2 separate regions of the Homo sapiens genome follow, and region 1 is linked to region 2. The links are chromatin loops, found by intact Hi-C in ENCODE. Cell type or tissue: endothelial cell of umbilical vein. All regions are shown on one strand. Each heading gives the region's core, and the rest is flanking DNA. Links, peaks and the distances in the headings are about the cores only.

What was found. Peaks named below come from ENCODE experiments on the same cell type or tissue, not always from the same donor. Only the 100,000 strongest peaks of a DNase experiment are listed, where the experiment ranks them.
Region 1: a loop joins it to region 2, with 7 times the contacts of the local background. A loop is called at or near these places in 6 of 110 quality-filtered maps.

The regions. Positions count from the first base shown.
Region 1 is chr10:43,805,244-43,813,578 of GRCh38, forward strand. All of the region lies in intron 2 of LOC105378275 (a long non-coding RNA gene), which reads left to right. Among named protein-coding and RNA genes, the nearest start is that of LINC02658, 31 kb to the left of the region's middle. In endothelial cell of umbilical vein, for the core only: no CTCF peak of the experiment used is centred there; a DNase peak (open chromatin) is centred at 4,208; H3K27me3 peaks cover 205 bases.
Region 2 is chr10:43,860,641-43,868,975 of GRCh38, forward strand. It overlaps LINC00840 (long intergenic non-protein coding RNA 840), which reads left to right. Exons shown (of 5, transcript NR_038268.1): 2 at 1,239-1,287; 3 at 6,517-6,699. Among named protein-coding and RNA genes, the nearest start is that of LINC00840, 5.4 kb to the left of the region's middle. RefSeq lists enhancers at 2,360-2,860, 2,861-3,361, 4,124-4,293, a cis regulatory region at 4,209 and a silencer at 6,521-6,815. In endothelial cell of umbilical vein, for the core only: no CTCF peak of the experiment used is centred there; DNase peaks (open chromatin) are centred at 1,891, 3,401 and 7,191; H3K27ac peaks cover 4,408 bases.

The sequences.
Region 1 (8,335 bases), core at 310-8,309, 55 kb before region 2:
TAGCCAAGGGGTTCTAAGTTTATCAGGAAGTGAAACATGCAAGGAAAGCCAAGAAAATTCTGGAAAAGACAGCAATTGTCTGGTAATTGCTGTAGCTATTAAAGAGTATCACCATGTTTCAGTGATCAGAATAGCCTTGAGTCAACCCCAGGGGAGACTGATCAATGGGGAGAGGCAGAGCAGAAACATGCATCCAGAAACAGATGCATATATGCAGGAAGATTCCTAAAATTAATAAAAATGGTGTTTAAGTCAGCATAGCCAGGGTTTATTACTCAGTATGACACATTAGCCCAGCTCGTTACTTATTTGGCAAAACACTGGCAACAAAAATTACAACAGTAATAAGTATAAATCTTTATCAGATTAATTATATGTAAAAAAAGCCATGAAAACATTACAAGGAATTGCAGGATAATAATTTTGTAATTTTAGGCTGGGGTAGGCTTCTCAAACCAAGATTTTAGAATCAGAAACCTTAAGGGAAAATGCGATAGAATTGACTCAAATTAATGAAAAAACTCTTCGGAATGGAAAATATTATAATAAAAATTTCAAATAAAGCTGAATTGGGAAAAATAAGACAGAAGATTAATATTATCAACATGCACAGAGCTTTGCAAACCAATATGAAAACTACCAACACTCTAATTGTGGTGGGTGCTGTGGTCCATACCTACATCCCTCCTTCAGGACTGAATTCCTATTCCCCAGCTGCCAAGAAGTTGGCAGCTAAAGGCTCACAGTGAGTCCTTTCCCAGGAATTGCCCTCTGCTGAAGAAAGCTGCCTCCTACAGGGTTGAAGACCCCCCTAAGTGGTAGTTTGCCTCCAGTGTGACCCACCTGTGCAAGGCTGTCCTAGCTCCAGGGCACCCCTGTTGTGGGCTCTGTGCCTCTGCCTCCACCCTGCCTCTACCCTGCCTCTGTCCTGCTGCCCTCCCTTCCTCCAGGCATTGCTCTGAGAGCCCCAGACATCCTGCATGCACATCTCTGTTTCAGAATCTCTTTCCTAGGCAACCTGACCTAAGAAACCAACTAGATAAAAATGGACAAGCGACATAAGCACAGATCACATACACAAAAAGGAAAAAAAAATCCTAAACAAGATGGTAAATTAGCATTGAACATGTGGAACAATGCCCAGGTGGAGTGAAGCAACATGAGAAGCAGGGCTGTTTGAGAAGGTAATGAACACAGCATTTCTGTATGGAAATTGAGGAGTATGTGTGAAAATCTAGAAGGTTTTTCTTGGGAAATCTCTTATGAATTTATCCTAAGAAGATAACTGTACAAACAGATGTATTAGCCAGGATTCTCCAGAAAAACAGAAGTGTGTGTGTGTGTGTGTGTGTGTGTGTGTGTGTGTATGTGTGTGTATAAAGAGTTTTTTATTTTGAGACAGGGTTTCACTCTGTTGCCCAGGCTGGAGTGCAGTGGCATGATCATAGCTCACTGCAGCTTTGAACTCCTGAGCTCAAGCTCTTCCTCCCTTAGCCTCCCAAGTAGCTGGGAGTACAGGCCTGCATGACCATGTCCAGCTAATTAAACTTTTTTTTTTTTTTTGGTAGAGATGAGATTTTGCTATGTTGCCCAGGCTGGTCTTGAACTCCTGGCCTCAAGCATTCTTCCCTCTTTAGCCACCCAAAGTGCTGGGATTATAGGTGTTAGCAACTGTGCACAGCTTTATATAAAGAGATTTATTATAAGGAATGGGCTTACATCATATGGAGGCTGAAAAGTCCCTAGATATGCAGTTGGCAAGCTGGAGAGCCAGCAGGAGAGCCCTCGGTGTAGTTCCAGAGTCTGAGTCTGAAGGCAGGAAAAGACCGAGGTCCCAGCTCAAGGCAGTCAGATAAGAGGCGTTTCTTATTTCAGCCTTTGTGTTCTATTCAGGATTTCAATGGATTGAATGAGACCCAGCCACGCCGGAGAGGGCAATCTGCGTTACTCACTTTACCAACTTGGATGTGAATCTCACGGAGAGGCTCCCCCACAGACATACCCAGAATACTATTTGACCAAATGTCTGGATATCCTGTGGCTCAGTCAAGTTGTTACATAAAATTAACCATCCCTACTGGTATGCACAGAAACATTAGTTGGAGCACGGCAGTTTGTGTTCATTCACAGCACCCTGGGTACATAAATAAATCCACAGCCAAGCAAAGGATTGCGCCGAGGCTGTAGCAAAGCAAGCAGGAGGGCGCGGCCCAGGAGATGTGAGCTCCCATACTGCTCGCAGCACTGGGACCCAGCATCCCCCTCAGCAATAGCCCAGAATACACAGGGCATCAAGAGCCCTGCCCTGCAAAGGGAGGGCAAACCTCCCATTCCTGGTGCTTTAAGTGGACCCAATCCCTGGCTGGAACTTGAAGGCAGGCCACAGAAACAGACTATTTCCGCCCTTTACTACTCGTACTTGTCTCAGCCCATCTGCTCACACCTTATCCTTCGGGTTCCTAACCCCACTATCTGTACCCAGGTCTTATATTAGCATTTTCCCCCTGGCCACTCAACTTAATGCATGTTTAGATTCACTTTTGGGGCTTCATGAAGTTCCGACTTTCTTTGGGCACTGGACACTGCATCGTGGAATCCCTACATTCTTTGCAAAAACTTCCTTACTCCAACCCACGTCGCAAGGACCTCCCACTCATGACTATGCAGAGTTGGGGATTTGGCCTAACCCAGCAGGCTGGCTTCTCCTGCAGATGCGCCAGGCATCCCGTCACATAATCAGCATGCCTGCTTCTGGAGAGGGACCACTCATTGTGTTGGGCTCCCTTGCGAGCTCAGCACTGAGATGGTCCTAGGAGTTTCTATCCCCACATTGCACCTGGAAATCTCATGGTCCTTGACAGCCACAGGTTTCCAGTGGCAGCTCATGAGGCCTCCAGATAGGTGGCAGGGACCGAAATACTTCACAGCTTTTCCACGGACAAAGATCAGCAATTTGTTTTTAAAATAAAAAGTCAATGTTAAAGTGAAGTTGGCATCAGGTAATTGAGATGCTATCAGGATCCTGAGTGGGGACTGAACACATGCAACCACACAGTGTAGTATTTTTAGGCAATTGCTCACTCATTTGAGAAAACACAGTGGGTAAAACTGTTTCCCTTGTGGTGACTGTTGGACTTCCTGCATTTTCAGAGGTTTTCTGTATTTTCATAGGAGTCCCATTTCCTTTTAAGAACCAGATTGCCAATGCCCCATTAGTTAGCTTTCCACTCCAACAGGCCGCTTGCTCTTTTGCCTTTCCCTCCCCTTCTCTTTTAAACCAATTAATTAAAAAGCTTTACAAAAACAATACATGCTAACGTGAAAAATTAAAGCAGTATAGAAAACTACAACACAAAAAGGAAAAGCTCCTCTGCCCTCAGCTCCTACACTCCTCAGAGGTGGCCATCATGAACATTGGCTTCTTTCTAGAACTTTTCCTGCATAGACAATCAGAGAAACATAGATTGATAGACTGATTTATGCAAAGATGGCTGAATAATGATGTTTAATGCTCTGTTACTTGCTTTTTCCTACTTAATTTATGCTAGACATGATTTCACAGCAGTTGTCAAGGAGGTCTATCACCCTTTTCAACATTTGCATTTTTTCAATTATAAATAAAAAATTAATTAATTAAGAAACACTTGCATTTGGTTCTACTGTAGAAGTGTACCATCATTTGTTTAACCAATATTCCACAGATTGACTTGTAGATTACTTCAGAGGTCTTAATATTAAATGTTCCAGTAAATATCCTCAGGCATGTGTTTTTGAAGAACAGGGCTAGTGTATCAACAGGAGATTGTTTTATAGGTCTTTATAAAATTAAACTGTTTTCACTGGTATAAAAATTTAATAATTGTCAAATAAAATGTTGCTCTTTTAAAGTTTCTTCTCATTATCAAATGACGCTTTTTTTTTTGTCTTGGTCTTCTATAAACCTGCCCTTAAGCTGTGACAAAATTAATTTAAAAAAATCGATGTTGGTCCATGGGATCCATAAATTCTTTTTATAGATCGTTTAACAGAATTCTGTGTCGTGGGCGAGGCTCCAGGCTGGTGTGCAGCGGTGCGCTCCTGGGTCTGTGAGTGGGCATTCCTCAGAATCCCCACAGCCTGACCTGCTGCCCTTTGCTGGTTTCACTTGAAGCTATTATTCCAATTGACTCACTCTTGGCTGACATCTGGATGCGTTTTATAACAGACTGTTTTCATAACTCCACAAAAAGGTTCTCAGGATTAATACTTGTTTATTTTCATTTTCCATTGGACCTTAAATTAGCTAGCAGCCAATACTGGCACAACCCCTTACTGGAAGCCATTTTACCTAAGTGGAGGGGATGGCAAATCCATCCAACCTTGGGTTTTCTGTTGCTTTAAAACCTCTTGCCAACCAACTATTCCAGAGTGGCTGTCAAATCAACCAATAGCAAAATATTTGGGAGTATTTGTCAGTTAGCTGGGGTAGAAGCAGCCAGATGTGTGGATAGGTCATACAGTTACCTTCCCCGTGTAAGTTGGGGCCAGGGTAACCCATGGACATGTGTGCATGTACAACACAGGTGCATGTACAGCCAAGCATACAGGTGCCAAGATATTTTATTGGGATATTATGTGTTTTCTTCTCTCTGTTGTAGGTATTTTTTTTTCCTCTCCCACCTGAAAATTTTTTCTTTGCTTTTTGAGATTGTACTTTCAAAGACATTCAAGACACCCAGATTTTAAATTCAGGGTGTTAATCCAGGGTTTTGTTTTTGAAGACCTGGGATCATTGAAGGGATTAAGTTAGATTTTCCTAGAGGAAAGAGGCAAGTGACTGCCTTTGAATTTAAGGATTGTCTGTATACGTGTGTGTGTGTCTGTGTGGTGGAGGAGGGGGTTGTTTGCCCTTTAACATTTGTTCTTTTAAGGTTTCTTCTCATTATCAAGTGACACTCTTTTTTTTTTGTTCTATAAACTTACCACTGAGCTGTGATAAAATTGATCATTTAAAAAAATATGTGTTGATCTGTTGTGATCTATAACTTATTTTCTTATAGATTATCATGGGCACAGCTCAAGGCTAGTGGTACAAGAGCACCCCTTCCCAGCAAATTAAAAAGCCTGTTATTTTTGCAAAAGCATTAGAAGCTTTCAACAATGTTGTCAAGAGCCTTTCTTAACTCTTTGGTGACTGGTCTGAGTCAGTCACAGGTGGAAGGTGTGATGTGATCAGACAGGCCCTGACATTTCTTGTGAACTCATGAAATCCTGCATCTTTTCCAAATGTGCAATTTTGTTTTTGAAATTAATTTTTATTATCTTCACATTGTGTTGGATGATCAGAGGATTATAATTATTCCCTGCCCCAGGGGAGAGTATTGCAAAGGTACATAGGGCATGAACGTGGGGAGGGCAAGAAGTGTGCCCAAAGCGTGCTATAGCACAGTGTGTGTTCCACTCCTCATACAGCAATGAACTGGTGAAGGAGTTAAAATCTTAATGATTTCCAAATGATCAACAGTTTTTAAAAACATAAATATGCAGCATGAGAGCCTACATTTGTACAAGTGTATGGTTGTGTGTGTGTGTGTGTGTGTGTGTGTATGAACATGCTTGCATGTATGTGCTCACAAATGGGGAGGAAGCACAAGAGGCAAAAGGCAATGGTTTGTTTCCTTTTTGAATTTAGGAGGTATGTTCAAGACAAGGAAGTTCTTTTCTTATCTTCATCAGACTACTGGAAAATGGAATAAAAATACAAACCATAAACTTCAGGCACTCAAGTTTCTGAGTTAAGAGTAGCATTCAAATGTTATTCCAAACCTCTATGGTCATAAGATTTCTATATTTTAAGTTGGGTGGTACAATACTAGCTCTAAGTAGGCGGTAAAAGTTAAGGAAATGTATTGTAATTTCTAGAACAATCACTCCAAATGTAATGCGATGAAGTATTGCTAAAAAGCCAACAGAAACATTAAAGTGGAATTCCAGACACTTCAAATAAACAGTCAGGAAAGCTGAGGATAATTCATTTAAAGTGTCTAGGGGCAGATAACAGGCCTTAAATGAATGGTTAAAGAAAAGTCAGCAGAAGAGAAAAGCAAAACAAAAACAAAAAGAAAGCACTCTGTATTTCCTCTCCTAAACATTGTTTAAAAAGCAGCTTGCAGGATATAGAGAAAATTCTTTTGGAAGAACGCTTGCTTAAGTAAGGTACCTAAATATCTTACCTAAATAAGATATTTTCGAACAACAAATACTCATACTTTTAAAGAAATACAACCACAAGCTCTGCAACTTAGAGATCAAAAAATGAGAGGCAAGGAGAATTGATACATGGAGAGGAACAAATATAGCACCACAGGACTACTGAGTTTATTAGAATTGATGTTGTCAAAAATGGAACTGTCATATGGATGAGATTTTAGAAATTATACAGTATGCAAAGGTTAGAGGGGGATTTGAATACTATGGTAAGTACAAGCAACAGGCAAATGTGTTCCAGTGCACCACTGATGCACTTCAAATAGAGAAAAGAGCACTTTGGAACAAAAAAATTATAGTTAGAAAGGATTTTTAAAATAGTTTAAAAAAACTTTCCGGAAATGACAAAAGATCTGAATTATTAGATAAGAGTGCTTATCATGTCTTAGGAAAAAGAAAGTAACCATTCACCAAGACATGTTCCATGGAAGCGACTATACTTCAAAAATGAATATAAATCCTGTCAGCACCAGAAAGAAGAAAATCATTTATAAGGGGAAAAAGATCATTCTTGCTCCAAATTATCCCAACAATATTTGGGAAGGAAAGACAAAAGGGAGTGAGAGAAAAAGATTGTGATCCAAGAATTCTGTATATTTGGGTTGCTAGTCATCTGAAAAAACAATGAAATAATTTTCCAACAAACAAGAAAAAAATTAATCCTTTGTAAGATACTCGTGACCTTTCTTGCCATGCTAATATGGAAAACTTTGGATAAGCGTAGTGTATTAGTTAGGGTTCTCTAGAGGGACAGAACTAATGGAATAAATATAAAATTCTGCTTGTTTAGTTTCTCTGAACAATGCTGTAATAAGCATTGGTGCCTCATTTTATGGGCCCTAGAGGATACCTACATGTGATGATTAAAGCTGAGTGTCAACTTGATTGGATTGAAGGATACAAAGTATTGATCCTGGGTGTGCCTGCCAGGGTGTTGCCAAAGGAAAGGGGAGTTTATTAAGTATTAACTCACACGATCGCAAGGTCCCACAGTAGGCCATCTGCAGGCTGAGGAGCAAGGAGAACCAGTCCCAGTTCCAAAACTGAAGAAATTGGAATCTGGTATTTGAGGGCAGGAAGCATCCAGCACGGGAGAAAGATGTAGGCTAGGAGGCTAGGCCAGTCTCTCGTTTTCACATTTTTTTCTGCTTGCTTATATTCTAGCCTCGCTGGCAGCTGATTAGATTGTGCCCACCCAGATTATGGGTGTGTCTGCCTTTCCCAGCCCACTGACTCAAATGTTAATCTCCTTTGGCAACATCCTCATAGACACACCTAAGATCAATACTTTGTATCCTTCAATCCAATCAAATTGACACTTAGTATTTACCATCACATGTAGGTATCCTCTAGGGCCTGTAAAATGAGGCACCATGGATAACGATCTTTGGACAAAAATGCTTATTACAGCATTGTTCAGAGAAACTAAACAAACTGAACACTTTTCAGTAAGGGAACTGTTAAATAGGTTCTGTTCATCCATAGCATAAACTATAATGCAGTGGATAAAAAGAGGAGAGAGAGAAAGAGAGAAGTAGCAGGATTTCCTTCTGATATTGTTGAGTGGGAAAAGTAAAATGAAGAAAGCACATACAACATACTACCATCCACTCATAAGTATTACATATTGTATATATGTACATACACATATACAAAGATGAATGGACATTTGTATATGATTGTGAGAGCAGGGGGCAATATGGAAATCAGCACAATTTGTTATCAGCATGGATGGCTGGAGTGTGGTGAGGTGGGCTTAGAGGGTGATGTGGGTGCAGGGAGGAAGGATGAAATAAAAGGGAGAGAAAAGGAAATAGGAGAAAAAAAGGACTGCAAAGAGAAATAAACAGTATGTTTTATGTATTCATGTAAAGATAGATATGCATGCTTGAAAGAAGACATGAATAGGGCATTACATATATTTTTCATTGAAATATATATATAGATTTTTCTATTAACTTTTAGCATGCTAATGTTTTGCCAATTTGCTTCAGAATTTTTAAGAACAATAATATCAAGCTCAAAAGGCCTTACCCCTTCGTTCCTTCCTGCTCCTCAGCAGCACTGCTTTTCCTTAAGTTGGTATAAT
Region 2 (8,335 bases), core at 153-8,152:
CACTGTCTTTATACCTTTCCTTTCCCTCCACGAACTGTCTGCTCATATCTTTTGCCCTTTCAGAGGGAATAGTCTGTTTTTTCTTATAGGCTTATAATATTTTAAATGTAATGATAATGTTAAGATTTTTTTGACATGTACTTTATACTTTCCCAGTTCATTATGTATATTTAAATGTTTCACTAATATTTTAAAACATACATCTTTTCTTAAATTTTCCATGGTTTTATCTCTTAGCCATTATGCTTTTGCTTTCTGTGGTATATTCCTGGGGAGTGTCTCACTGAGACCCTTCGGTTTCTCTAAGTTGGTAACTTTATCTCCCGTGATGAGAAAGCTTTTCAAAGGGAGAGCGTGACCATTTCCATATAGAGTACAGTGTTGTTTTGGGGTTTAAGATTCTATTCCCGGGTGTCATCACTTCTTTTTAAATTTAACTTTGTTATGGAAAATCTTAAGCATATGTAGAAGTAGAACAAATAGTCTAATGAAACCTCACTTGTTCATAACCTGGCTTCAATAATGATCAGTACTTAGCTATTCTTACTTCATCTACCCCTTTACTCTGTGTTTTATTTTTCCTGGAGTATTTTGAAGCAAATTCTAGAAATATATATATATATATATATATATATAAATACCAATATAGTATATATATACACACACACCGTATTGGTATTGATATATATATATATACACCATAAAATATGGATATATTTTACAACATAAAATATGGTGTGTGTGTATATTATATATATAATGTGTATAATACACACACACACACACACACCCTGGAATACTACCCAGCCATAAAAAAGAGTGAAATCATGTCTTTTGCAGTAACATGTATAGAACTGGAGGCCATTATCTCAAATGAAACGACCCAGAAACTGAAAGTCAAATACTGTGTATTCTCATTTATAAGTGGGAGCTAAATAATGTGTAAACATGGACATAGAGTGTGGAATAACAGACGTTGGAGACTCAGAAAGGGGGGAGGTTGGGAGGGCAATGCGGGATGAGAAATTACCTAACAGTTACAATGTATACTAATCAAGTGATGATTACACCAAAAGCCCAGGCCTCATGACTATGAAATCTATCCAGGTAACAAAACTGCACTTGTACACCCTAAATCTATAAAAATAAAAAAAGGAAAAAGCTATAGAATGGAATAGTATACTGCAGTCATAATAAATGAATCTCAGCTAAATATAAAAATCATTGTCCTTTTGCAGGTGCTTTGCTGGATTCAGGATGCAGACAAGGTCCACGCATTGTGGTTGGGTGAGGTGTCTTTTAGGTCTCTTTTAATCTGTAATACTTCTCCCTCTCTTTTAAAAATGCATTTATTTGTTGAAAAAACTTGGTCATGGGTCATTTTTCTGTACAGTGGATTATGTTCTGGATTTAGCTAAATGCCCTCTTGTTGAAGATTTATCTTCCATGCTTCCTGCAGGTGGTTATATCCAATGCTTGATTAAACTCACATTTTTTTTTTTTGGCAAAGCCACTTTATATGAATGCTGTGCATTTCCTGTTGTACCTTCATCACATCAGGAAGCAACAATGTCTGGCCTTCTTGCTTTCAATGTTGTTAAAATTGGTGAGTTCAGGTGTCATGGACCTAGGAGTCACCAATCCTCTACATCTTTATTGACAATTTTCTCCAGAATTCAGAGTCAGTGGTGAGCATAATGGTTGGGAGTGATGGGTTGGAGTCAGACACTCTTCAGTTTGAGTAATAGTTCTGAAAGTCACTTGTTATGCCTGAGCTAGGTTGCTCAACCCCTCAGACCTTTCAGGGCTGACTCAGCTTTAGGAGTGGATACTCCATTTTGTGTGTGGGACTGTTGTTTGAGTGGGGTGAGTTGTGTGAGCTGGACTTTGGCCCAGTCTTGGCAGAGTGGTAGTTGTGATTTAGTGGCATTCGTTTCAAGCAGATGGAATTTGTTTAGATGACCCTAAAGGTCTTTCCAAATCTGACGTACTAGGATGAATTATCAGATGGCTCCTATAGTTGGGTTACCACATATTAACGGTAAATCTGGGGGTAGGAGAGCTCACCATTCAGTTGTAATAGTTCAATAGAGATGACAATTCTGCCAGATTTGGATCCTGTGGGCAGAGCTGAGAGGTCTGTAAATTCACATTCACTCTTCAAATCCTGGTTTATAGCAGCCAGTCAAGTGTGTCACTAAGATGAAGATAAATTATAATGACTACAATTTGGTAATTCATTTACTTTACTGAAATCAGTGCTCAGTCATGTTACAGGCGCGACTCCATCTGGTTCCCATCAATGACAGAGGGAGCATCATGTTTGGACAGAGGGGCTGCATCTGTGTCTATGCAGGGAAAGCTGCATGGATTATCCAGCAAATCATGGTGTAGACCACCAGCTTGGCCAGTCCAGGTCCAAGCCAGCCGGGTGACTCTGTCTTGCTATTTATTCACTTCTGCATTCGACAAGTACTGTGGACACCTGCTGTGTGCCAGGCACTGCTCGAGGTGCTAGGGGGAGATCAGGAAGCAAGAAAAAGTTTCCCTGCCCTCCTGGAGTTGATGCGTATTCCAACTGAGAAGTGGGGGTGTAGCCAACAAACAATGAACATAATCCCCAAATCATAGAGCAAGACATGGGTGATACAAATCATGGCAAAGAAAGCATTGTGCAGACTGAGGGGTTTCTTATTTCCTGAGAAGGACGTGGATTGCAATTTAAGGTGGGATGGGGGTTGGTCCGATATGTGAGCCTGGCTAACAAGATCGGGCAGGAAGTAATGTCTCCTTCAGACCCCGCCTGCCCAGTAGACCACCCGCTTGGCACTGATCTGGGCCTTCGTGTAACCGCCGAGCACAGGAGGGCCATTGCTGCTTGGCATCACTGCCCTGGATGCCGGGATCACAGTGCTGCCCATCCCTCTGCTGCCTCCTCTCTGTGTCCTGTCAGTGGTCCTGAGCTCCATTCCCTCAAGGGTCATCTTCAGGCCATGATTTGCATGTTGGCTCTCTTTGGGGCCCATGGTGCTTCATTTATTCCCAAAGGTGCCTTCTCCTCCCTATTCTGATCGAGACTAAAAGGCCTCCTGATCCCATTGCTTTGCCAGGACAATATTGCTTCCCAGGGAAGACTCTGCTGGCACATTTTAGGCATTTCTGGAAGAACACCATATCACCATCATCACCATCATCATCAGATCTTCCCCAAGTCCCATCTGGGAGGGTCTCATGGGAGCCACATGTGGACTTGGTTAGGGAGCTCTCCTGAGCCTGGACTGATGGCTGGCCCAGCCCAGGCTTTTGTTTGCCACAGGAAGAGAGCTTTGTGCAAACCCTTGTTTAACCTGGCCTTCCCTCTTTAGAAAGAGAATGTTCACCAGATGAATCATGCCTAACATGCTCACTGGAGCCAGAGGACTTTGGCTCCCAGGCTGTTTACTGCAGCTGAGACTTTGTCCCGTAAGTGTTCTTAGGAAATGACAATGGACAGAAAATTGTCATTGTTTTTGCTGAAAAAAAAAAAAAGTTTGAATAGTTTCCTTGGCCCAGGCTGGTTGGTGGCAACCCCGGCCCCAGCATGCTCCTCAGCCGCCTGCTCTCCAGTGTGCCCTTGCCTGTCCACACTGCTCTGCAACCAGGTGCCCTGCTGTGCCCTTGCTCAGGGGCTGGCTGTGCACAACATGACACGTGGTATGTGTTGATGTCCGATGGGCTCACATGGGCAGGGCTGTGCTGTGGCTGTGCTGGAGGCCCTCACCTGGTCTCTCTGCTGACTTCCTCCCACCACTGCCTGCCTTGGGTGGGAGGACACCCGGCCTTCCTGGTCATAGGCAGGGTGGACTTAGAGAGGCAGAGCGTGCTGCAGGCAGGGTCTGTGTTTGGGTTTTGGCAGCCTGGATGAAATCCCGGCTCTGCCACCTGCCAGCTGTGTGTGAGTGGCCAGGTCCCTTGACCCATCCTGAGTTACAGTGCCCACTTGGCTCTGTTTCTGGACCTCAGATATGGCTCTTTCGGTCTCTCTCCTCTTTGTAACATTAGAGTCAATCTCTAAGACATCATGGAGTTGCCATTGAGCTTGCCTTCCCGCCTGCACAAGCAGGTCCTGAGGCAGCTTCCTGCAGCCTCGCACACCCTGCCGCATCTTCAGGGCTTGGAGGCCTCTGTGTCTGACTCTGGCTCAAATGTAATTGCAGCTCTAGAGGAAGCGACCCACACCACAGGGAAGTGAGGAGGGTGGGGGTTGTGTCCAGATGTGCCCACAGCAGGGGCCAGGAGAGCCACCATGGCAGCAGCGACAGAGCCAGGGAAAAATGCCATCCTATGATACGCAGTCTTTAACCCAAATGATGTTTCTGCAGAAACTTTTTGCATTTGCTACTTTGACAGATGGACAATGTTTCAGTTCTTAATTAGCATGTTGGGTAATTACTGCTATTAATCTTGTCCTTTTTTCCATGTTCATTGGCCACTTTGACTTTTCTATACCCATCTTCCTTATTGAAAAACAAGATAGGAAACTTTTAGTTATTAGCTAAATTATGAAGACCTAATAATGCATGGCATTATATCCTTGAAATTTGCTAATAGATTTCAAGTATTCTTATAAAAATGTGATGGATATGGTGATTAGCTTGTTCCTGGTAATCTCACAATGCATATATCAAAACATGACCTTGTACACCTTAAATACTCAATTTTTATTTGTTAGTTATACTTCAATAAAGCTCGGAAAACACACACACGCATATTCACACACATAAAGAGTAGCAGCCAAAACAGATAACTGAAGAATTCCCTTGGCAGCCTGCGCTGAGCCCCGGGGCTGTTCGTGCTCCCAGCCCTCTTTCTATCCTCACATGGTGTGGTCCTGAGCTGCTTCTCCTCTGCCCTCCTCCTCTGTCTCCATCCCTTTCCATTTGGCTCCTACTCCTACACACGAGTGGAAACTGTGCACTCCAAACCCAGGGGACTGCAGGAACCTTGTCCTGCATCTCCCCCTAAACCCATGGTGGGAACAGTCTCTCTGCCCTTCTCTGCAGGGGCTCCATTCCTCATCCATCCTTTTCTCCGTCTCTCCTGGTCACTCCTGCTGTCCACTGTCCTTTCCTCCTGGGCTCTGTGTTTCCACAGCCCCTCTGTGCATTCCGCACATGTCCTCTGAGTGGACTCTGCAGTCCCTGCCGGCCCCACACCGACTTGCCCTGTGTCCTGAGCACAGGTCTGCAGGTAACAGTGACTGATGGGTGTCTCCACATTGTGATATTCTGCTGGAACCTGAAACAGCTGCCCTTGACAACAGCTCAGCACAGAATCCCTGGCCATCCAGCTATGACAGGGACATGGATCCTGCTTCTTCTTCCCGCCAGTCTCTTAGTTGTCTATGCCTTCACCCTGTAGTGGCCCATTCAGCCACTAAGTCCAGCTGCTCTCCTTTCCGTGTCTGTGGAGTCACCCCTTAATTCAGTTCCTGCGAGCTCAGTGGCCATGATTTGATCATTCCTGTCAATTCCTGGACTACTCCAGCCTTGTCCTACACTGCCTTATTTCTTACAAAATGGCAGTATAAACATGGAGAATGGAATTCCTAGCTTTGTTTCTCTCCTTTTAAGCCACCATGATCTTCTCTGAGCACAGCTCCAATCCTACTTCTCACATATTCAAAAGGGTTAACATTTCCTCGCTCACCCCAATTGTTTTCACATGCAACCCAATGTCCCTACAGTCTGTCGCCTATTGACTTTTCAGCATTTTCGGGATGATCTCTTAGTACAGCCCTTGGAGTTCTCTTGTTGTCTCTCTTTTCCAGGGTCTCAGCAGCTTTTGTCATTGCTAACGGTTTCTTCCTCCTGACACACCATCTTGGCCTCCAGGTCCCATTCTCTCCTGGTTCCCCTGCGCACTGCTCATGGCTATTGTCTATGGGGGGCAATTGTGGCTCGGTCCTAGCTGTCACTCTTTCTCATGTGGAGCTCTCCTCTGGCCACCTCATTCAGGAGCTTGGCTTCGTGAGCTCCTGTGTGCAGCTGACATAGAAATCTCCTTCTAGAACTTTCTTCACAGCTCCAGAAACACACAGACAATCACCTTCCTGAAGCTCCCATGTAGATGGCACCTGCGTCTTGACATAATAAAAACAGAACCTGAATCTGGAGCCCTAAGTCACACCTTGTTCCCGTGCTCCTCCTGTTAGGATATTGCCTTGGAGACAGCAAACCCTCATCTACCCCAAATGCAGTCTGTCCCCGCTGATTCTGCCTGTCAGGTGTTCTCAGACACATTCACCTTTATCCACAGCCAGCGTCTCAGTTGGAGCTGCAGCAGCTCTCTCGAGACTGCATGGTGGAAATGGCCAGGATGCCTCTCTGCACTGGTCCTGTAACTTGCAAGCCTCCCCCTGCACTGCATCTGGCCGGCATGGCCTTTTTCAAAGCTTCACTGTGCTGCTGTCCTGCCTAAAATCCTTCAGTGGCTCTACATGCTTCACATCCTTTTTTTTTTTTCATTTTTTTGCAGAACAATGACTAGATCTTTACCTGGTCCACAGCCCTCCCCAGTCTGGCTGCAACCTCTCATGAGGCTGAGCTCACCATGAACCCCTGCTCTAGGCGTCTGCATAGTGTTCTGTTTGTCCCCGTGACTGTCCACCTCTTCTTTGGCCTGTTGGCATGCGCTTATCCTCCAGACCTCAGTCCAAAGGTGAGCTCCTCACAGAAGCTTTGCCGGCGTCCCCAGGGGCTGGGGCGGGGGCAAGGGCAGGGGCAGGGGCAGGGGCATGTTCTTTCCTTTGAGGCACCTCCCACAGTGTTCATTTGCATGACTTGTGTGATTATTTGGTGGATGAAAGTTTTCCGAGTGCTTGTGGGGGTCATGCCTCTTTCTCCTGAACCACTAGTTGAGAGAATACCCTTCCCTTCTTCCAGCACAGCTTTGACATCACATAGGCACCATTTGGTGGTCTTCACAAGTCACTGGGCTTTGATAAACACCCTTCACCATAAGGAAAATGAGTCGGATGACTTAAGGATCACCCCAAATCAGGCATAAAATCTGGATTCTTCTGGTCGCAGGCCAGCAGGTCTTGGTGCCTTCGGATCCTTAGAGTGTCCTAATTTGGCTACAGTTTTCTGTCTGCAGAAAGGCTCCCAAAGGGAAGACGCCAGGCTGGAACGAGAGTGACTCATCCCGGGCCCTCATTGTGCCTGATTCACCCAGAGGAAGCTTTGTGTGGACACAGCTACCCTCTGGAGATATTTCAGGCCTTTGGGAACAGAGTAGGGTTCCTGCCTTTGTAACGAGCAAGTTCTTGGCTCCCTTCCGCCCTGTTTGCCACCTTCCCTCTATTTCTGTGGTTTCCTTATTTGCCAGTTCCTGGGCCTGGTGGACCCCACCACGACTTCTTTTTGTGAGTCCGTTCTGTCCTGCATCCCTACCACAGCTGTACCTGGCCCCAGACTCCCTCCTCCTAGCTGGCGGGCGGGTGGGCAGGGTTCCTCCCCTAACCCATCAGGGCCTCATCTCTGGAGGCAATTACTGCCTGGCCTGTGAAAATATATAAGGAGACTTGAAGAGGTATCATGTTACATCCTTCATATTTTGCCAGCAATAAATCTAGCTCTTTCCTCTTGGGTGGACTCTCAACTCTAAATTAAGAGTCTATTTCTAAGGAGGAAGATTTCATAGGCCCCGAGGTTCTGTATGGCCTGCTCACATTTCAAGGGTTGACCTAAAAGCTGGAGGCTTTCAGAATCGCAGGAAGTCATGCCCAGAGATCTGTGGCTTTAGGATCCATGTCCCACTCACAGCCCTCCTGCTTCTCCTGTACTTCCCGCCAGCTCGGACCTCAGGACCTCTCTGGTTTCCACCCTGTGCTCTGGCCTTGGCTGTCCGACCTCACCCAAGCCTGGATTCTGCTTTTCTCTTCAAATCTTCCATAATCTTTCCTGGGAACACATCGCAGGCCTAGCAGGGCTTGCTGAGGGAGCAGCTTCCTCGGCTGCCTTGAAATCTGCATTTTTATCTCTTCCTGGTGAGTCTTATGCCCAGTAAGATTCAAAAATGTTTTTCTACATGCTAAGTTTTGGGGATCTGAGCTCCATTCCCCAAAGCCCTGGCTTTAGCTTGCTTCTTATTTCAAACTCTATCCTTGTGGGTGGTTCCCCATTACCTATCTGCAAAATAGTCCTAAATGCAGCCTGGGAGTAGCCCACCTCTGCCCCTCTGCCACAAGCCTCCTCCCAGGTAGCCCTGCTGGCCTGGCCTGGAGAGTCCTGCCTTGCTGGCCACCCCTTGGTGGCTTGGTGTTGCTGGAGAGGAATTTTTTAGGTAGCTCATA